2 separate regions of the Mus musculus genome follow, and region 2 is linked to region 1. The links are chromatin loops, found by intact Hi-C in ENCODE. Cell type or tissue: left cerebral cortex. All regions are shown on one strand. Each heading gives the region's core, and the rest is flanking DNA. Links, peaks and the distances in the headings are about the cores only.

What was found. Hi-C counts contacts between places; a loop is a spot of excess contacts. Peaks named below come from ENCODE experiments on the same cell type or tissue, not always from the same donor. Only the 100,000 strongest peaks of a DNase experiment are listed, where the experiment ranks them.
Region 2: it touches region 1 in a loop (4-fold over the local background); 5 of 42 quality-filtered maps call a loop at or near these places.

Annotation. Positions count from the first base shown.
Region 1 is chr12:59,785,362-59,796,165 of GRCm38, reverse strand. No RefSeq gene overlaps it. Among named protein-coding and RNA genes, the nearest start is that of Gm22673, 120 kb to the right of the region's middle. In left cerebral cortex, for the core only: a CTCF peak has its summit at 4,485 (motif pointing right); a DNase peak (open chromatin) is centred at 5,686.
Region 2 is chr12:59,376,623-59,387,426 of GRCm38, reverse strand. No RefSeq gene overlaps it. Among named protein-coding and RNA genes, the nearest start is that of Gm51997, 110 kb to the left of the region's middle. In left cerebral cortex, for the core only: a CTCF peak has its summit at 4,446 (motif pointing left); DNase peaks (open chromatin) are centred at 3,785 and 4,427; H3K4me3 peaks cover 468 bases; H3K27ac peaks cover 468 bases.

The sequences.
Region 1 (10,804 bases), core at 2,610-7,609:
GTCTATGCCTCTTCCTATGACATATCCTAATAACCTAGTAACAATGCAGGCTCCCTCTGCTTCGCTTGTTTTGAGCTGTGATTGCAACAGTTCTTACACTCACGCACAATTAACCCCAAAGGTCCCACTTGGATTTCTTCCTCTTTATCAGCAATATCCACTGTGCTCTGGGTTCCTTTCATCTCTTCTGTTATTGCTACTACTTGACAATAAATTTAAGTTATGAAGATATAACAGTTTAAATCCTGTCTTCACTATTTTTAGCTCTGAGTCTTGGTTAACTAACCCCGAGACTCAGTTCCCTCTTCTATAAAATGAAGACACGAGTGTTTACTGCAGGAAGCTGACAGAGAGTCTAACAAACAAATGTGAAAGTATAAATGGAGAAAGCACTGGCTTCCATTGGCTTTGTTTCTTTAGTTGTATTCGCTCATCTGCCACCAGGGCCTTCCTTTGTCTCCCACATTTACAGTCACCTGCATCTTCAGCCTATGGTAACCCTGAACCTTCCTCTTCTACTAAATCCTGTGTGGGTCTCAGTACAAAGCCATTCTAGGTAAATTACCACATTTTCTCATTTTGCTTAAAGCTCTCAGTGATCTCTCCAAGAAGAACTTGTTGGCATTTAGTCTAGGCTCTGCCCACAGTTACCTGGCAACAGAAAAGTGTGCCTGACTCACTATAAAAGGGGCTGCTTGCTCTGCCCTCCACCTTGCTCTGTCCCCTTCCTCCTGCTCCCCCTCTCCTTGTCTCTCTCCACATGCTCATGGCCAGCCTCTACTCCTCTACTGTCTCTCCCTCCCTTCCTCCCTCCCTGCCTCTCTCCCTCTGTCCCTCCCTCTCTCTGCCTTTCTACTCCCTTAGCTCTCCTCCCCGTGCCCTGAATAAACTTTATTCTATACTATACCATCTTGTGGCTGGTCCCTCAGAGGGAAGGGATACCTCAGCATGGGTCCTCAGAGGCACCCCCTTCTCCCACACCTTACTGCATCTCCACCAAACATATTCCTCCCCTCTTTATTTTTATAAAACACAACAGAACTTACTAAGGACCTATTGTCTTACTGGTAACAGTAAAATCCAATATAGCCTTGTATACATTAATTCTAAAATGAAACCAAAAAAGTTAGAAAATTTTAAACAGAGCCTTGAGAAATCTTCTCAAACTATATAGATCATCATCCTTCCTCCTACAACAAAACCCCAGAGATAGCACTTTCAGTCCAATTTACAATTTATATTTCCTTACGTCAAGTTCTTCCTGTTTATAGATTTTTATCTCCTTCTAAAGTCCAAATTCTTTAGTAGCTAAATTATCTGTCTTTGCAACTCTTCTCATAATAAGTAGAAGATTTTTGAGTAAATAATGACAGGGTGAATATATAGAGGAATGGGATTCTTAATGATATGCATGTTAATGCCAGTAGATATTAAATGAGCAAGTATCAAGAATGAGATTAAATTTTTAATTATCAACACAATTTTCTCAGTATATTGTTTCCTCGGCTGGCTCCTTCGCATTTTCTTATTGTTTTTTGTTTGTTCGTTTGTTCGTTTGTTTGTTTGGGTGTTGTTGTTGTTGTTTGTTTAAGAGGTCTTACTGTGTATCTCCTTTGGATCTGGAACTCACTATGTAAATCAAGTTATCTGTCCTCAGCCTTGAAGTGCTGGGATTACAGGTGCCAGTCATTCACCCAGCCTTCTGCTAACTCACACTTGACATCAAAAGCATTGAGAAACGGAAAAACTGCCTGCCATTTTCCTCCTGGAAATGGTTTTCTCAATACACTAAATCCTTAAGAAACTGAGATGTTTTCAAGTATTTGTGATGCAGATATCTAGTTTGCAAAAAACAAACACAAGAGATGTTTTTAATACCCCAACCATGCAATTTCCCTAAACCTGGAGATAAAGGAAGAGGAGAGGCTACAGAGACAGAAATGTAAGGGGTCCACTAAGGGAACCTCTGGCTGAGACAGCCAAGGTGTGTTTCTAAAGCCAGACCCAGGCTGCTTTTCCTGAGTGTGTCAAATGCAAATGGACCCACTGTCTGCCCCTTTCAGGGTCCTAGGCTCAAAGAGCAGCAGAGAAGGTTTTTAAGACATAATTGACTCAAAACCTAGTAAGGAAAGCAATAGAGGATGATACCACTCAAAGCTATCTCTCACAGGCTTTGCCCTGCTGACTGCCTTTAGGCCACAGGTGTAATCCAGTGAACAGGGAATAAAAATCCATGGTGGAACACCTGCCTAAGGAGAAGGTTTCCGGTTTCTTTGTAAGAAAAGTGAGATTATATTCCCTAACCTCTGTCTCCCTGAGATGAGATTCTGTACAAATGGATAGCTATGACTATGTAACAGTACGAGGGTCAAGATTTCCCTCATTTGATTCCCACCAGAAACTGAAGAGATTTGTTCTGGACCATTTGCAAATGAGGCAACATTCAAGAAATTAGCATTCATTATTATTTTACAAATGTCAGAGACTGAGTTAAAACTGATGCTTCTGTCATCTAAACCCAGCCACCCAATCTACTGCCTACCTCAGACTCAATTGTCTGTTATTTGAAACAAGTATTTCTCATTGCTCACCTGTACCCCAGGTAAGTTGCACATCTGCTAAATAGCTTCCCTTAATGGAAGTATTACCATGAAACTCATAGGTGGCTTTGGGATTGGAAGACACAATCTTTTGGTGAGAAGCTGTAGTCCATCAGGTGCAATTAAACTCAAAATATCCATATAAATACACTTTTTAGTAAGCAGTGTGCGCTTGAACTAGATCTCAGCTTGATATATTAAAGTTCTTTAATTTTTTTCAAAACTAATTCTTTAGGGCCAAAAGTCACTCTCATCTAAATAATAAACCACTCTCAATGCAAATGCTAGCAGTTGCACCAAAGAGAATATGTGATTAGGTTCCAGAGCATCTAGGAACCTCCAGCCTTGAAGTAGCTTCAATCGCTAATAAATATGTTGATTCAAATTATTTTTAAATGAAAGAAAAACTTGAAATTATTTTGAATAGTGATTGGGGGGGGGGGGTAGAGAAAAGCCCACGGAGGTTTGCCAAGACCAAATAGTTGAAATACTTAGTTAGAGAAACATAAGTCAACCCCAAGTATCTTGGCCACCTGCTGATTAGTATTCCTACTCTGATATTAAATCATGATTAAGATCCAAAGATTTTTGTGTAATAAAACTGACAAGTTGAAAATATGGGCTACCTGATGACCAGTTAAAGAGCAAAGAAAAGTAAGTTCTTTGTTCATGCAAAAATCCTAGGCAACCACACTGGTGTGGTATGGCACCTTAAACCTTCATCTCTAAACAAGCATCATTTATCTCAGCAGAGAGAGATGAAGCAGTTGACACAGTCACTCTGTCTCACTTGCAAGAACAGAGAGATAACAGGAGAGAAGAGATCCCAGAGAGGACTCTTTCAGAGGCATTGCATTCCTCGATACCAATTGACTGTGGTGAGTAAGGCCATATTTTATCTAACCACTTAACATTTACTCCAAACTCATAGAGTCGGGCTGCTAAATAATCTCAGAACACTGCATAGCTCATAAATATATTCCTTTGCATGTGAAGTAGACTGTTTAAAGTTAATGTGCTTGTAAGAAACAATCCTTAGCATTTGCTGGTGTTTGTTACAACCAGGTCCTCTGCTGTCCATATGCAGCAGCGAATGAGAACAAAATATGAGCCATTCTGATCTTGCTCAAGACAGTCAAATAAATGGTAGTTTATTCATAAATAAGAAGAGAGGGGGCATGCCTGAACTTCTGATTGCATAAATTTATGTCATAGTACAAAATGGAGGTTTGCAATACCCAAGCTCCTGTTCTACTTGCATACCCCAATTCCCTCCCTGTGTCCCCATACAAGTGTATGGGGTTGGGGTATGGGACATTCAGGAAACCCATAGACATAGTTGCCAATCAGACACTTGAGTTGGGGCTTACATCTGAGCATGAGTACTACTTCCATAGCGAGGCCAATCGGAGTCTACTTACTCTAATCAATAGAAAACTCTCTAATTCAAAATCTTGTTTGTTTTTCTGTTTTGTTTTGTTTTGTTTGAGACAGGGTTTCTCTGTGTAGCCCAGGCTGTCCTGGAACTCACTCTGTAGACCAGGCTGGCCTTGAACTCAGAAATTTGCCTGCCTCTGCCTCCAGAGTGCTGGGATTAAAAGGCGTGCGCCACCACGCCCGGCCATCTTATAGGAAAGACTTTGTTTTGGTTTTTGGTTTCTGTGTTTTGTTTTGTTTTGTGTGTGTGTGTGTGTGTGTGTGTGCGTGTGTGTGTGTGTGTGTGTGTGTGTGTGTGTGTGTGTGTGTGGTTTTTGTTTTGGTTTGTTTTGGTTTGGTTTGGTTTTGTGCTGTTTTATTTTATTTTATTGCACACTGTCACTCTACTTGCTATCACCCCAGGGTAACTTCTGCTGACTCTGAGGAAGAAACGGAAATGCCAGAATGAACCTCTAGGGGGCGGGCAAGAGGAGTCTGCAGTACAACACTTTTCTTGCTAGTCAACTGGTCTGTAGCTGAGACTGACCCTGACTGCAAGTTTTATACTCTTGCTCGCTCAGAGAATATTCTAGATATGCCACTTATTCAACAAATAAAGAGACAGTGGTTGATGTCCATTGCCAAATATCCCTGAGTCTGCTACCTTCTGAGACACAGCTTTGCTTTTTCTGGCCTTACGAGGAGCTGTTTGTTACCACAACGTAGCTCATCTTTTTTCTTACAGATACACAGGGCATTCTTTCCATATGGTCTAAATACCCCTATTTCTAGATACTTGGTTGCCACAAAGAGTGTTTCAGGATTTTGGAGGTTTACTTAGATTTGGAAATATTTATTTGAACTTTACTAGGTAAGCATTTCTAATTATGAAAACTTAACCTAAAAACTACCCAAAAATCTGCCATATGTATTCCATTATCCTCTAATCCCCCTCCCTTTCTATCTACGTTTCCTCTCTTATAATCAGTCCCCTTTTTACATTCACGTTGTGTATAGTTAAATCTACATTTCACATATGAGAGAAAGTACAAATTATTTGGAACAGAAGGACAAGTACTGACTGGGAGGAGCAGCAAGGAAGGGGAGGGAGCTCCATGGGAAGTGTGTAAGAACAAAGGATAACGATATACATACATTTTTTATGTCACGATGGAACCTACTACTCTGTATGTTAACATTGTGTTAAAAATACTCCCAAGGCTGAAACTTCCTAAGTGTCACCTATGCACCTGACAGTAAAGTTAAAACAATTGCTGGAAGTGTCTGTATACATGTGTGTGATCCATGCATGTGTATGACATATGCATGTGTGTGGATGCGCATGCCTGCCTCTGTGTGTGCGTGTGGGCATATGGTTACCTGTGTGTATATACATGTCTCTTTATGTGAGTGAGTGTGTGTGTGTGTGTGTGTGTGTGTGTGTGTGTATATACTTTGCAGCTCCTGGCCTTTCCTATACAATAATATTAAGAGCAATTACAAAATCAAAAAAAGAAACAAAACAGTTTTTGCAAGTTAAGAAAAAAATTTTTTTTAAAAAAACCTGACATGGCCTACTAAAAGGTTATTTATAGTCCTTATTGTAGTGTGAATATTCATTTTTCCTGCAGAAATGGTGCTTAATATAGTTACAGACCCCACTGGCAGCATTATGTAATATGTGGGTATGAATTACTATAGTACTTTTTAAAAATATGAAACACAACTAGCTGGTTTTAAGAAGTCTACATAATAAGTTAGAGCCCCATATTTCCCCTGATAACATTTAACCATCAGTCCGTACAATTATGTATTAAAATTCCAGAAGTAATTAGCTAATCTAATCTATGATGTTCCTGATAGATCCTTTCCACAGTTGGAAAGGTTTCAGACTCTGCCTGTGGTGGACAAAACATCACACACACACAGTCACTCCAAGATGTCCACATCCTGGCACAGAACCTGTAAATATGTCATCTAGAGTAGTTATAATAGACACTTTGCATGTGATGTAGTCGATGACCTGAAGGCGGAACCATCTATCCTAGATCCTTTGACGACATCATCACTATCTCAGGTTACTTACCAAGGTCCTTACAAGCTCGGAGCGCCAAACAGAGACTGGACTGTGACTATAAGCAGAGGTCGGAGAGAAAGGAGATGATGTGAAGATGCAACAATGTCGGTTTTAAAGAAAAACGAGGGCCTCCAGAAATGAGCTCTGAGGACTGAAAAAAAAGCAAGAAAACAAAATTTCCCTGGAGCCATTGTAAGGAAACTTGGACAGCCAGGCCCTGTATTCTCCCGACAACTGTAAGAAAATAAATGTACATCATTTTAAGGCAGCAAGTTTGTGATGTATTAGCTTTTATAGCAGCAATAAAAAACTAAAATAGTGGGGAAGGCAGTTGAGGTAGGAACTTTGACTTTTGCTCTCTGTGCTTAGCCAGTCCAAAAGAACCACAGGCTTTTTCCTCAAGTTGTGCAAAATATTTCTCTCTAAATTTTAGAAGCCTTTTACTTGCTTTGAAGGGAGGAACGTTAGATGTGATTTTATTTATTTATTTATTTATGTTCTATTTTTGATTAGAAAACTTGAAAATCAAGGGTTATATAAAGTGAGAAATGATTTAAACATTTTATGATTCAATAACTCCATCTATTAAAATAATTTGAAGAATACACAAATCAAAAGGTCAGGGAGAATTATGTTCAAATACAGAAAAGCCAGTAAGTAAGTGATTAATAATAAATTAAAGAGACTATAAAGCTGGGCCCGCAACATTGCTCAGCAGGTGAAGGCACTTGCTGTCAAGCCTGATAATCCGAGTTTTATCCCCAGAACTCATGTTAGAGGTGGAGAATTAACACCCAAAAGTTACTCTCTCTATTCCACATGTGCGTCATAGCAGGGACATGCTCCACTGCCAAACACACACACACACACACACACACACACACACACACACACACACACACACACACAAATCTTTTTAAGTCAAAGTAAACTATAAGCTATTTTCTTATCATTATAAGTGTTGAAACATAATCAAAAAGAATGGCACATGGTGGATAATGCCTTGGGGAACTGTGACTGAGGCTCCAGGAAAAGAAGCAAAGGGTCTTTCACCTCAGGTGCATGTTTTCCATAGATTGTTCTTGGATGTGATTTCATGGATCCTCGGACCACCATTTACAGTCAATATATAAGACACGTTTATTCTTGTTGGATGTCAGAACATAGCTATAGGACCTAATCTGGTCAGTGGGCCTGAATCTGATCATGGCCTTCTGCCTTGCTTTCATGCTTTCCCAGATATAATCTACGGTTATGCTCAAGGCAATTGATCGTATTTAAATTGGTCTGTCCAAAGAAAAGTTCTGGGAAAGGGCTGATCTGCTAATATTTACTGTGTGCTTTCCGGGATTTATTTCTCTGATCATCTTTTTCCAAACTCAAAGAAACCGTATTTGGATCATTCCTTTCTTTCTTGTATTAATGTATAAAAATACACTGAAGCTGAAGTAGGTTTGTCTATAGCATTAGACTGTAGCTTGCCCCACTCTTTAAGGTCCTCAGATCCCAGGTCTTGCACATACAGGTCTGCACAGGTCAATGAATATCAAAAATACGTGGTACAGAATAATTGTGCTTTTCTAACTAAGACAGTGACCTTGCTTCAGCTTCTCCAGCTACCTGCTAAAGGAAAGCTAGAGCCCTCACATTGGCCCCACTGATAGAGAACCGTTCCTCGGGAGTCAAAAGCAGGACTTTTAATCACACATCAGTGTTAAGCAACTCTACTTAAAATTATATACAAAGATACAGAGTGCATCAGTATAGCTCAGTTTAACTTCCTGACCTCCTTTTACTCACATCTAAGTTTACAGTTAGCAATTAAAGAGCAACAACCTTTCTCAAGGATTGATGGTTTGAGCTAAGCACATGAACAGTGGAAGGGAGACAGGGTATATGGCTCAGTGGTACAGGCCTTCTGTGAAGCCTTAGGCTTGCCCCAGCAACACGCACATGCAAGCATACACATGGACACATGTGCAAATACACACACACACACACACACACGTAGGCATGCATGCATGAGTGCATGTGTTTTTGTATAAAGCAACTCCAGGCTGTTATACTTCCTGCAAACATCCAACATGAGATGCAGTCCTCTGGTTCTGCTACCATGATGGCTGGCCCCAAACAAGGTGAAAGAAAGGACAATATCTAACATTTATTCAATGCTTAGTATGTGTCAAGCTCTCTTCAAATAATTTTTTTAAATTAGGTATCTTCTTTATTTACATTTCAAATGTTATCCCCTTTCCTGATTTCCCCTTCGAAAACTCCCTAACCCATCCTCCCTTCCCCTGCTCACCAACCCACCCACTCCTGCTTCCTGGCCCTGGCATTCCCCTACACTGGGGCTTGGAGCCTTCACAGGACTCAGGACCTCTCCTCCCACAGATGACAGACTAGGCCATCCTCTGCTACATATGGCTGGAGCCATGAGACCCACCATGTGTATTCTTTGGTTGGTGGTTTAGTTCTGGGAGCTCTGAGGGTACTGGTTGGTTGATATTGTTGGTCCTCCTATGGGACTGCAAACCCCTTCAACTCCTTTTTTTCCTTTCTCTATCTCTTTTATTGGGAACCCTGTGCTCAGTCCAGTGGATGGCTGTGAGCATCCACCTCTGTATTTGTCAGGTACTGGCAGAGCCTGTTAAGTTTTGTGGGGAGGGGCATGCCGGGATTGAACTCAGAGACTCATGTTCTACCAGTGAGCTACAGCCCCAGCCACCTGACAGGCATTTTGTAGTTGAGTCAGGAAAACAATTAATATGCTCTTGCTATGTTAAGGGAACTGATGCTCACCGACAGAAATATATCTTAAGGTAACTAGGATGAAGTAAAGACAGATAATTTAAATCTAGTGTTCGACCATAGCTTACTGAGAACCAGATGAAAGACAGTCTGCTATGAAAAATAAGATCTCGGTGGAAAACACCACATTCAGTTTTCATTTCCACCGCCTTCTGCATTCTTCTCTCTACTGTGTTGTCTGCCAGGACTCTGAAAGACCCTGGTATTATTATGCAACTGAATGACTGGATTTATCCCTGAGGACTTTTCTCTGGAGACAGGCTCAAAAGAAACAACAGTTTGTTCTCATTAGAATGCAGGAGGTGCGCATGATTTTATGGTGTGACAGTTTCTAATAACATTTTAAAGCAAGGTGTTACATTGAAATTATTTTTTATTTTGATGTCAGATTGAAGAAAGTGGATTTCTAATGTCCTAATTATTTCTGTTTGTTTGTTACCTTGTTCAATGTTGGATTCTTAAGACTCCTTTCTAAATAAGACTAGTTATTTACATATAAATAGTTAGATATATTCTTTGTTCATGTGGCACTTGATAAAAATCAAAGAACTCTCATAGGATGTCACTGTATAGATTACCAATGTTGGACACTAAACAAAGAAGCAAATGGTTGAATCAAGGGCTGTGTTCAAGTCCACAGAGACATACAGAGGTAGAACCAATAGCTGGAGCCTATAATTAGCAACTTATCAACATATGTTGATAACCTTCAACTATTGTCTAGAACATTCTCAGCCAAGTGCTTTTCCTGACCATGGTTCAGCATGCCAGGATCACACCTCCCCTTAAAGTGTCTGTTCAGTAGGCTGGAGAGCTGGCTCAGCAGTTAATAGCACTGACTGCTCTTCCAGAGGTTCTGAGATCAATTCCCAGCAATCACATGGTGGCTCACAACTATCTGTAATGGGATCCGATGCCCTCTTCTGGTGTGTCTGAAGTCAGCTACAGTGTACCCATATAAATAAATTAAATAAATCTTTAAAAAAACAAAAACAACAACAACAACAACAAAAACATGTCTGTTCAGTAAGGAAGCCTCAAAGCTGTCCTCCCTGGAGCTCTGATTCTTCATCTTACTAAAGACTCATTAGACTCAGGGGTGCAAAGGGATGAAAATACTCCTGCCTTGAGTATTTATTTTCTACTGACATGAAGCAGTCATAAGGGGGGTGTACAGAGCACTATACTAAGTGTGTGTGGAAATTACAACTGCTGAGAGTCAGTGACTAGAGAGCTGGTGTCCTCCCAGGCCCTGAGGACTGAGTAACTGGAATGGGAATTTCCTCCTCAGTTATTGTCTCTAGTTTACAGGGATGCAGTGAAGTTGTGTGTAGAAGCTATATGATGACTGGGATGTATAAGATAAGAACGCTGTGATTGGAGGAATTATTTCAAGGCAATATTTACATGATAGTTAAACTTAGCTTTCATCTTCTAGGCTAGTATGCAAGTTGAGGGCTTAGGTTCTTAGAACCTGACTACATGGGAGTTTAAACACTCCATCTTCACAGTTATTTGATTGCAAAATGGTTAAAGGCTTCCTTTACCTAGGCTTGTAGGCAGTCCCATTAGACGAGTAGCCTTAATAGAGTTATTTATTATTATAACATTGACAAGACTCTATTTACAAACTTGTAGACTGGAAAAGATAATAGCTTTCTCTTAAATTGGTCTTAAAATTAAATTAAACAATGTATGTAAAATAGTATCTATGTCATTGATTATGGTTATTAATCTCATTATCCACATCATCTTCATCACCCTAACTACCATTTACTCTTGAATTGTTTTTTAAATATTTATTCATCTATATTTTATGAGCATTAGAATTTGCCTCTATGTATGTATGCTCACCACATGTGTGCCAAGTGCCCACAGAGGTCAAAAGATCTCGTGAAAC
Region 2 (10,804 bases), core at 1,952-6,951, 410 kb after region 1:
AGAAGGTTGGGGCCCTGCCAGCCCGCCTCCCCAGGCACCGCTAGGATGAACAAATATGTTACAGAGAAATGGAACAGAGGAAAACCGAGCAATGGGTATGCTTTGGAAAAAAGCGAAACTGGAAACGTGATGGTGGTGACAGGTGAGAGAGTGGGCTACAACAAGTTATTATTGCCCAGTAGGGTGGGCAAGAGAGGCAGACTCAACCTCCCAAGCCTGCCTCGGGATCCCAGTGGCGAAGGCTCACTTTCTGAACTGGACCTCCTTCGTATGGGTCAGCGGCTCATACTGTGTGTGTCCCCAAGGTGATGTCCTCAGGCTTTGCTGTCTAGGAGATGGGGGCGGGTCAGGAATGAGGATCATACTGATTCGAGTGGCCTGTGTAGCCACCTGAGACCATGTTGAGAACCATGGTCCCTTCCGTCACTGAGAGCCGTGAGTGGGTTGATGATCCAAGGGTGGTGTTGAGATACGTGTGGCTGGTATTAACCAATGAAGCCCATTCAGACATCCATGATCTGGGCTGGTGCCTAAGCCATGTTGATGTCTGTAGGAGAAGCACGGTCTGTCTTGCTCCTCTCTGCTGTAGCATGACTCTCCTCAGTTGGTGGCTTCTGGCTGGGGTGCAGGTGGAGAAAGACTCACCTTATATGGGAGACTGGCCACTAGAAATGTGGCAATGCTCTAGTGAGCATATGAACAAAACAAATAGACTTGCCCCCCCCCCTTTTTTTTTCTTTCCCTTTCCTCTGCTTTACGGGGAAGGTGTGTCACAGTTGGGAGCAGACATGGGAGAATCTGGGTACAAGATGTGAGACTGTGAAAAAACCAATGATATTTTTTTAATTAAAAATAGATAGGACAGGATCAGGCACAAAGAGAGATGGGAGAGAGGCCCAAAGGGCCAGGAGAACAAATGGAAATATGCAGCTGCCGGGGTTGGGGGCTAAGGGACATTCTCTAAGAAGTCCCAGAGACCCGGGATGAGAGAGTCTACCAGGAGTCAATGCAGGTGACCTTAGCTAAAATGCTCAACAGTGGAGATATAGAACCTGAAGTGACCACCTCTAGTAGCCAGGCAGAACACCCAGTAGAAGGATGGGGACACCAAACCACCTACAAAACTTTTGACCCAAAATTGACTCTGTCTAAAACAAATGCAGGGACAAAGATGGAGCAGAGAGTGAATGAATGGCTGACCAGTGACAGGCCCATTTGGAGACCTATCCCACTGGCAGGCACCAATCCCTGACACTGTTACTAGCTATGCTGTGCTTGCATAGCAGCCCTCTGAGAGGCTCTACCAGCAGCTAAGTGAGACAGATGCAGATACCCATAGACAAACATTGGACAGAGGTCAGGACCCTCATGGAAGACTTAGGGGAATGGAGGCCCTTAAGGAAATGGCATCCCCATAGGAAGACCAACAGTGTCAACTAAACTGGACTCCTGGGAGCTCTCAGAGACTGAGCCACCAACTAAAAGCATACACGGGCTGGTCCGAAGCTCCGGGTACTTATGTAGCAAAGGGTTGCATTGTCTGACCTCGGTAGAAGAGGATGCACCTAAACCTGCAGAGACTTGATGCACCAAGGTTGGGGGATGGAGGGATGCAGGGGGACTTCCCTCTCAGAGGTGAAGGGAAGGGGATGGGGGAGGAACTTTGTGAGGAAGGACCAGGAGGGTGGTAGCATTTGGGATGTAGATTAGATTAGATTAGATTAGATTAGATTAGATTAATAGATAGATAGATAGATAGATAGATAGATAGATAGATAGATACATAGATACATAGATACATAGATAGATACATAGATAGATACATAGATAGATACATAGATAGATACATAGATAGATACATAGATAGATACATAGATAGATACATAGATAGATACATAGATAGATAGATACATAGATTCATAGATTAAATAAATGAATAAAGGAGAACATTTGGGCCACAGTTTGTAGCAATACACTAAGTGCATCATGGCAGAAATGGCTTGAAAACAGGACCATGATGTGACTGATCATATTTGTGTCCACAGTCAAAAAGCAGAGAAAGATCAATAATACTCAGCTGTGTTTCTCATTTTTCTCCTTTGTATTTAGTCTGGGATCTCAGTCCATGGGCATCTCCCTGCTCACATTTATACCAGATCTCATCTCAGGTAAACTTCTCCAGAAACGTCTTCACAGATACGCCCAGAAGTGTGCCTCCTAGGTGATTCCAAATAGATCCAAGCTTACTATGTGGTGGAGACTGACCACCACAGATATACACCTATGTGCGATTACTGTAAATGCACCAACTGTAATCTTCACATACACACTAAAATATAGGTGGCAATTTTCTTTCTTCATAAGAAAAATTCATTCATGAGGTATACATTTTTAACTAAGGCCCAGTTATGCCTATGTTAAAGGTTCGTCAATAGCTGAAAAAATAATAACCTGGAACAGACCACAGCAATGATGTGTCTCTGAACGCCATCATTTTTAACAGAGACTAATAACAGCCTGTTTCTAAATTTCTCTTTAGGATACTTACTAAGATATGCAGCACATGGCCAAACACAGAGAACCCGTGTTCCAATCTTTCCCCTAACTCCTCCATGAGGTTCCCAACCTCCATTCCATGTTTGTCTGTGAGCATCTGCATCTGTCCCAGTCAGCTGCTAGTAGAGCCTCTCAGAGGACAGCCATGCTAGGTTCCTGTCTGCAAGCACAGCATAGCATCAGTAGTAGTGCCAGAGATTGGTACCTGCCCATGGGATAGGTCTCAAAATGGGCCAGTCACTGGTTAGCCATTCCTTCCCTCTCTATTCCATCAATTCAGAAGGTTGCTTATACCAGCAATTGCAGATACATTCTTTAGAGAGCATTTGAACATGGTGTTGGTGTTGCCCACTGACTCACTCAGGACCCAGAAAAATGCACTGGGGGCATCTCCTTCCTCTCGATGCCCCGTACGTTAATTAATAAAGACTCAAAATAACTACTGAATTCCTGCTACATGCACAGTATAGTGCAAGAAAAGGGGGTACATAAAAGAGTTTGGAGACATTTGCTACTGAAAACAAAATTTACAAAGTTAGAACCTAATATTTATCACTTGCCTCTGATTGCAAATGACAAGTTCTAAAAGAGAAACTATTTTAACATTTATTTTAGTAGTTACAATATATACACATTGTCAAATTTATAATTAATGTCATTAAAAATCCTTGAATTGTACATGAATTGTACCAGATTTTATCAACTTTGCTAATTGCACTTCATCATATAGTGATTTTTAAATTTTTCTATGATTCTACAAATCTTAACTTCCCAATAATGCTTAAGACATAGCTGCGTTTTAGTTCTAAGAAACAGTCAAAGACATATCTTTACAAAAGTATGGGTTATGTAGAATGATAAGGTCCTTTTTTTTAAGGTTTAATAAGCAAAATTTTCTCTGGTGATTCCAGAGAAAGGTACATTGTCCAAATTTCTTATTTTGCAAGTTGAAAAGAAGAACACAGGCTCAGCATGTCCCAGTACAACAGTAAAACTGTACACTGAATAAAGGGGACAGTAAGGTTCCCCTTAGAAAAAGGAAGTTTTTATGTGCTCTGACTGCTCTTGCTATGTTTCTACCACTTAAAAAATGAAGGTTCTGTCTCTCATGGCGAAATCAAACCTGACCCAGAAACCACCCAAATTTTTCCTCAGCCAGAGATGCATGTGTGTTGTATGCTTCAAATATATGCCCTGCAACTTAAAGTCTGAGATAGAAATGGTAATTATAGAGCCAATACGATCTGGCAAGTGATTCAAGAAGAAATGAGAAACTGAGGGTTGGGCATCCTAGAGAATAGCTTGAAAAAGAAGTATTGTAATAGAAACTTAGAACCTATGCAGGAGAGAAATGGGATGGGAAAAAACAGTACTCTGAAGGCTCCTGACAAACACATTGCCCAGGTATTCTCTACATGAAACTTGGTGAACATGTTCACACGTTCACGTGGTTTAAAAAAAAAAAAAAAAAGGAAGAAAGAAAATCTCCAAAATTGTCACCACAAACAAGATTCACTACTACACGTATCAGAATCTGTGAGAAAGAAGAGAAATGATTGTTCGTGCAAAAAAAGCATCAAGACAAGCTTATCTTCCAAGTTATCGATGGAATCCATTCAAAATCAGGTGATCGTCATTATAAAATTACCGAATATAAAATTAATAAGAAAACCGACATAGTACCTTCTTCATAAGTATACATGTAAGGTTTATAGTCACATCCTTAGTAAATAAAAGATTCAAAACCAAATCTTAGTATATATGAACTTGTTTAACCTGGTAGAGTTCTCAAATAAGATTTAAAAAATAGCAGTAACTGGGAAGGAGCCACTCCCTGAGAAATGAGGTTATGAGAATGAAAAGGCAACAGCGCCACCTACTGTCTGATTCTGTAGTTACTCTACACCTTCTCTCGCCCTTTAATTTTTATTTTTAATCTAATTATTATTGGCATCCATGGTATGAGAACTGCTTTGCTGGCCAGACACTGTACTCTGTTGCTTTGCTCTAAGAGAATAATCTGTATCAAACTATTTTAATACATGACAAGTGTTCCAGACTTTATATACTTTAAATGATCTGATCAGACTTCACCAAAATAAAGACTACATTTTAAAATGTTATTTTCTGTTTTTCCTACGTACTAAAAATGACCACTAACAAGCCTATAGGAAGGCCTAAAATGTATATAAAAGCTAAAAGTATGTACATCCAACAACATGTTTAAATCATAATAAACAAAATAAAGTGACACTGTAATTGTAAAAACAAGTACTACTGCCGGTATATGTAAATTTCCATTGTTGCTAACTTTTTGTTGTGACTCTGATTCTATCAAGTTTTCCATCTAGTTAAATAACAATATAATTTTCATGAAAAAAATGCTACATATGCACTATTATCACATTCACTGTTTTGCTGCTTCGGTGATTTTATTCATACTAGGAACATTTCTTTGTTAGCTTGTTTTTTGTTTGTTTCTTTGTTTGTTTGTTTGCATTACTAAACATTGAATCTGGGGATCTTTGTATGTGCAACAAGAGTTCTACCACTGAACTACAACTCCAGGCCTGAGCAAAAATATCTCTCTCTCTCTCTCTTTCTCTCTCTCTCTCTCTCTCTCTCTCTCTCTCTCACACACACACACACACACACACACACACACACGCGCGCGCGCGCGCACACATGGACACGCACATGCACACACACACACAATGATTTGACATTTAGCTCATGGAAATGCACAAAAAGTGCAATGAGGCCACCGTATCATAATAGCATTTATACTTCTCCATGGAAGAACAGAAATCTACAACACTGGTTCCAAAATATCTTAGCTTGCTTCCAGTACCACCAGTAGCACCAGTAGCAACCTCACAAACAAGGAGGACAGGCAACAGCCACCATATCACTTCCCAGTCCATTCTAGCATTCCATCTCATGATGTGTGAGACCCTATCAGCCAGAGTCATAACCTTAGCTAATGACATAGTCACATAAATCCCTTGTTTTACAATTCTAATTTTCATCCTAGAAGAATATGACATTGCACCACTAATGCTCACTAGCTCCTTGAAAGGGTGTAGGCTGATCAGGTAAATTTCCTTTGTTAGCTGCAAAAGAAAGGAGAAAGGTCTTGACACTCGGACACCGCCCAGAGAAGTCAGACAAAGTCACAGGGAGAGCTGTACGAGAGGATAGAAAGACACGAAGCACTCAGAGAGAAGGAAGACAACACAGCAAAGACGTGGAAATTCTTTGCCATCTTGTTCAGTTTCCAAAGTGCCCGGCCCCTATTAAGAACATTAGGAAACATATAACACGATGAAATCTGTAGAGCCAAGATGTCTAGCTCTAAGCCAACAGAGAAAGTCCAGGGGGAAAAAAATCACAGGAAAGAATCAGTTTCCCAGACACATTTGTTGCTTTGGGGGAGAAGATGCTTTCCTTATGCTGCAGGAGAAAGAGGGCCGGTGCTCAGACTCTAAGGTGTGACAAACGACCTTCTTCCGACATGGAGAGCACTAGCCACAAAACTGAGCCTAGGAAGGCTGATCTCAAAGCTCCGTAGGAGAGAAAACAATGCATATATAAAGGTTACTGGTTTGATGAAAGGAAATCTATTTTTTCAATGACAGTATAAAAAATCCTCTATTGGCAAGAAGCAATTTTCATTCTGGGGGAAAGTGAAATTCAAGAGCTCAGATGGGAGAGAGAGATCATTTGCTCTGTTTATTCTTGCCTGAGCAGACACGTTCTAAATGGATCATCAGTGAAGAATGGGATAACATTCAGGAGCAAATGTGCCTGTGCTCTTGAACCTGCCATTTGAAGAAATTTATAAAGAAACTTTATTTAAAAACAAACTTCTCTAGCTTCCCAGTGAGGGTAAACTGGCACAGCAGTCTTAGGTCATGATGGAAATAACGAGGGTATGTTTTCAACGAAATTATTATTTGATCGCTTAACCTCTAAAGGCAGCGTTGTCGAGCAGGTGGAAACTGGCCCTGGAGAGAGGAATGGATACAAAGATGAGTAAGCCGTAAGTTCTGAGCCAGAGTCTTCAACCTAATACATAAACAGATCATAAACACACGCAAAAAAAAAAATCTTGTTTCCTATAATTTTATGAATCTCTAAAAGGTGGTTTAAGATTTAAGGATTTTTTTCCTTTTTGTTTCACTATGTCTCTATTCAATGTTATTTTTCTAAATCAGTACAATCCTCAACTATATTCTAAATACCAATCCTTATATCTACAAATAACTGTAGCTCTCGTCCCTCATCAAGTACCCACCCTCACCCTCAAGTGATACATCTATAATACAATTCCTGTAGGTCGCACCACAGGGAGCAGAAAGAGTGAAATAGCCAGGGGACAAGGATGTCTGCTACCAGATAGTGTCTTCCATATACAACAGGGAACTACACCCACGAAATTTCAACATCATGGCTACCTAAACAAGCCCTAAAAAATGACAACACCAGTTGCCATGCTGATGTATATAGGGGGAAATCTCACAAGGTCCACCCCAGATGAAGAGCTGCATGCAAATTAATTGTGACTTACCCTGTAAAGCAGGCCCATGCCTCCCCTGGGCAGCACTGTACCTGAGGATATGAGAGCAGGAGAGATAGTTCCAGCCCTTGCCTGGGCAAAGCTGAAGAGCTAGCCCTGGTGGCTAAGGTGCAGGAGAGCTGTAGGGCTGACCATCTCAGTTTCCATCCAGATCCAGATACAGATTCAGGGCTTTGAGTTGGCCCACTCCAACATCTACCTCATCAGTGAACTGCTGGGGTCCCTGAAGAGGCTGGTTCTGTGGATCCAAGGCTAGAGGACCTTTATGACACAGGGCAGCATCAGAAAACTTGAGAGGAGTACCAGTGAGGATCCAGTATTCATGGGGTGGCAGAGGCCAGAGGCTTCAATCCAATGACTCATTGCAATGAACATTTATACAGAAGTGGATGCTCACAGTCATCTATAAGATGGATCACAGGGCCCCCAATGGAGAAGCTAGAGAAAGCACCCAAGGAGCTGAAGGGGTCTGCAACCCTATAGGTAGAACAACAATATCAACTAACCAGTACCCCGGAGCTCTTGACTCTAGCTGCATATGTAGCAGAAGATGGCCTAGTCAGCCATCACTGGGAATAGACGCCCCTTGGTCTTGCAAACTTTATATGCCCCAGTACAGGGGAACGCCAGGGCCAAGAAGCAGGAGTGGGTGGGGAGGGGAGCAGGGCAGGGGAAGGGTATAGGGAACTTTTGGGATAGCATTTGAAATTTGAAATGTATATAAAGAAAGTATCTTTAAAAAAAAAAAGAAGAAGAAGAAGAGCCGGGCATGTTGGCGCACACATTTAATCCCAGCACTTGGGAGACAGAGACAGGCAGATTTCTGAGTTCGAGGCCAGCCTGATCTTCAAAGTGAGTTCCAGGACAGCCAGGGCTATACAGAGAAACCTTGTCTCAAAAAAAAAAAGGATGTTTGGACAGGGAGATATACCATGGGGCACACCATGACACATTGCAGCTTCCACAGTGAGATGGTTCTGTCTTTTCTTTTTTTCTTTTGGACAGGGAGGTTGCAGGAGCAGAGGGCAGATACAGGGTGATGGAGAGATCCATGGGATTGGAGTTCATGATGTGAAGTTCACAAGGAATGAATGGAAAGTTGGGGGGGGGGAAATGTGAAAGAAAAATTCCTGCTAAGACATAGCAGGAATTAAGACAAGTGCCCTGGTAGGTTATCTAATCCTATAGCAGTCATCTATAAAATTGTAGGCATGCAAGCCACACTAAATGGGCTCTGTGGGTTGTATTTCTATACATGTATTTAAAGAAGTTGTAAAATTGAGAGTTTCAAGGACACAGGAGTTGGAGGGAGGGGTGGAAATGATGTAAGTATAGTACTCATGTATGAAATTATCAAAAAAAATTAAAGAGCTAAGGTCATTTTTGATTACTCTCATTGGTTCATTCAATGTCCACACGAAAATTGTTGCACGGGGACTTGATGTCCCGGATGGTTACCTAGACCATGTGGCATTGGTATAGGAGTCTAGTTCATTGTGGCTGAACATGGCGCAAGAACAATGAGAACAAGCAGGAGTCAGAGCCTGCAAGCTGACATGGTTCATGTAAGAGAAACACCATCTTCCTACTGTTTTGTTTTGAAAACTGTGAAACCATAGTTTCATTTATTTGTAAGAAAAATGCTGGAATATAAAAGGTAATTTTCAAAGTGAATTATGATAAATGATTTTAGGGAAAAAAAAGCAGTAAGATAAATTAAAACGTGAGTAAAGGTGGTACACTGTTAAGTAGTAAGAGTTGGATGTCTTAAGTACTTTTCGCATACTTAATGCTTCTGTGTATCTGCAAATTGCAGCCTTAAGAGTAATCGTGAAGCACTCCACTTAGAGATACCAGTTGTCTTCATTAAGTATTCCTTCCAGGCATACAGCTGTAAACTCTCCATTCATTTCAGCACTTGCTCATAAGTGAGACAGGCTTGGCCCTTCCCTCCAAGAGCATGCGCGCCAAGACTTAATGGGTCTGGACAGACATCTGGTAAGGGCTCTGAAAGCCACCTGGGCTCTGAAAAAGCTTTTTGGAAACCTTGTGTGTTCCTTTCTCTTGGTTGCCTCTGTGACAGGCAGTTACCTTCCGAAATAAGAATGCCAGTGGTCATTGCCAGGCAAGTCTACTCCCACCATCCTGACAAAACTATGACACAAGGCACAATGCCAACATTCCAGACCTAATTCTGGATAGTGCAGTGCTCTACGTCACGATCACCAGCTACACATACACTTCCCCAGGTGTGTTAGTTATTTCTTTTGCTTAACATACTGAATGGATATGAACACTTCTAAGTTCATATGTAGGCAAAGAGGCTATTTATGATTTACAAGCCATAAAGACTCTTTAGTCAGGATTTTTACTTACAAACAATAGCACTGAGTTGAGCACGTTTGAACAGAAAATAGTTTACAGGAGGACATTAGCTTGGCTGTATAATCTCACACTGTTGACAGTGCTAATCTAAGCAGTGGCCCTCCTAGCTGCCATCAGCTTTGCTGTTGCTGCGATCTACAATCTTGATTTTTATGACAGCCAGTTCCATTACCATAGATAATTTATTCCTTCTGCACCTCATCAGACAAAAGAAGAAGGCTGACTGGTTGGTCAGCAAGCAACTGTCAGGGACTTGGTAGGTTTAGCGTACTTAAGGCGTTCAAATCCAATCCTTCTATCTGCCCCATTCTGTATCTTGGTTTTGTTCTACCCTGATCAATTGCTTTTGCTTCACACAGGTGATCTCAGTGGGCTGTGAATTCAACTGACGTTATAATTTAGAAACCTGCAGGATCAAAGTTTGAGTTTGATTTTCAGTTATCTTAGCCCCGCGGCTGGAAGTGATAAGAGAATCTTTTAGCAGTCAGAGAAACACAGGATTTCACTTCATGCCTCTAGCCAAGAATTTGTGATTTCAGCTTGTCATTCTCTTCCTTTAAGCAGCAGAGCCCTGTTAGAGAGCACGCCATGCTCACAGCGCTCTCGTCCTCACACCTTTGACATGCTTCCACCACCTTGTTAAATTGAGGACTCTGTTAAGATGAAAATTCATGTGATGAGCATGCAGATGCCAATCTCTGGGCCCTGCCTTGATTTTCATTGTTTTTATTTATCTTTTTAATCCAAAGAGATCTTTTAAGAGGACTTCTGTTTAAGGCTGCACCTGGTAACAGTTTATTTTTATAAGTTAGTGTTCTTAGTTAAAACAACTCTGCATGAATTCATTTAAGGATACTTAGTTACACAGACTTACCCAGGATATAAGTTAGCGACAATGGTCCAAACCATGTCCTGTAGGGCACCATTGCTGATTCCCCTGGGCTTGATGCTGTGCTTTCTTTACACAGTTGACTGGAGTTGTGGTGAATTCTGGAACACGTTTCTTAGCATTGCTGTGACTATTGATCCAGGAATATTACTGGGCTCCAACTCCTGCTGTTAGAATAAGTCATTCACATTCCCCCTCTTCGTTACATCACTAGCTTAAAAGTCAAGATCTAAAAATGGATGAGAGTGATTGATGGAGCCAACATCACAGCTCACATTCCAGTTGGAGAACCATCAAGAAAGTAACTATCTGCCTTTCCTTTGTGTGCAAGGGGCTCTATCTGCCATGGAGCTCACACCAAGGGAGAGGCTCCCTAAAGTATAGCAGTAGGTTGT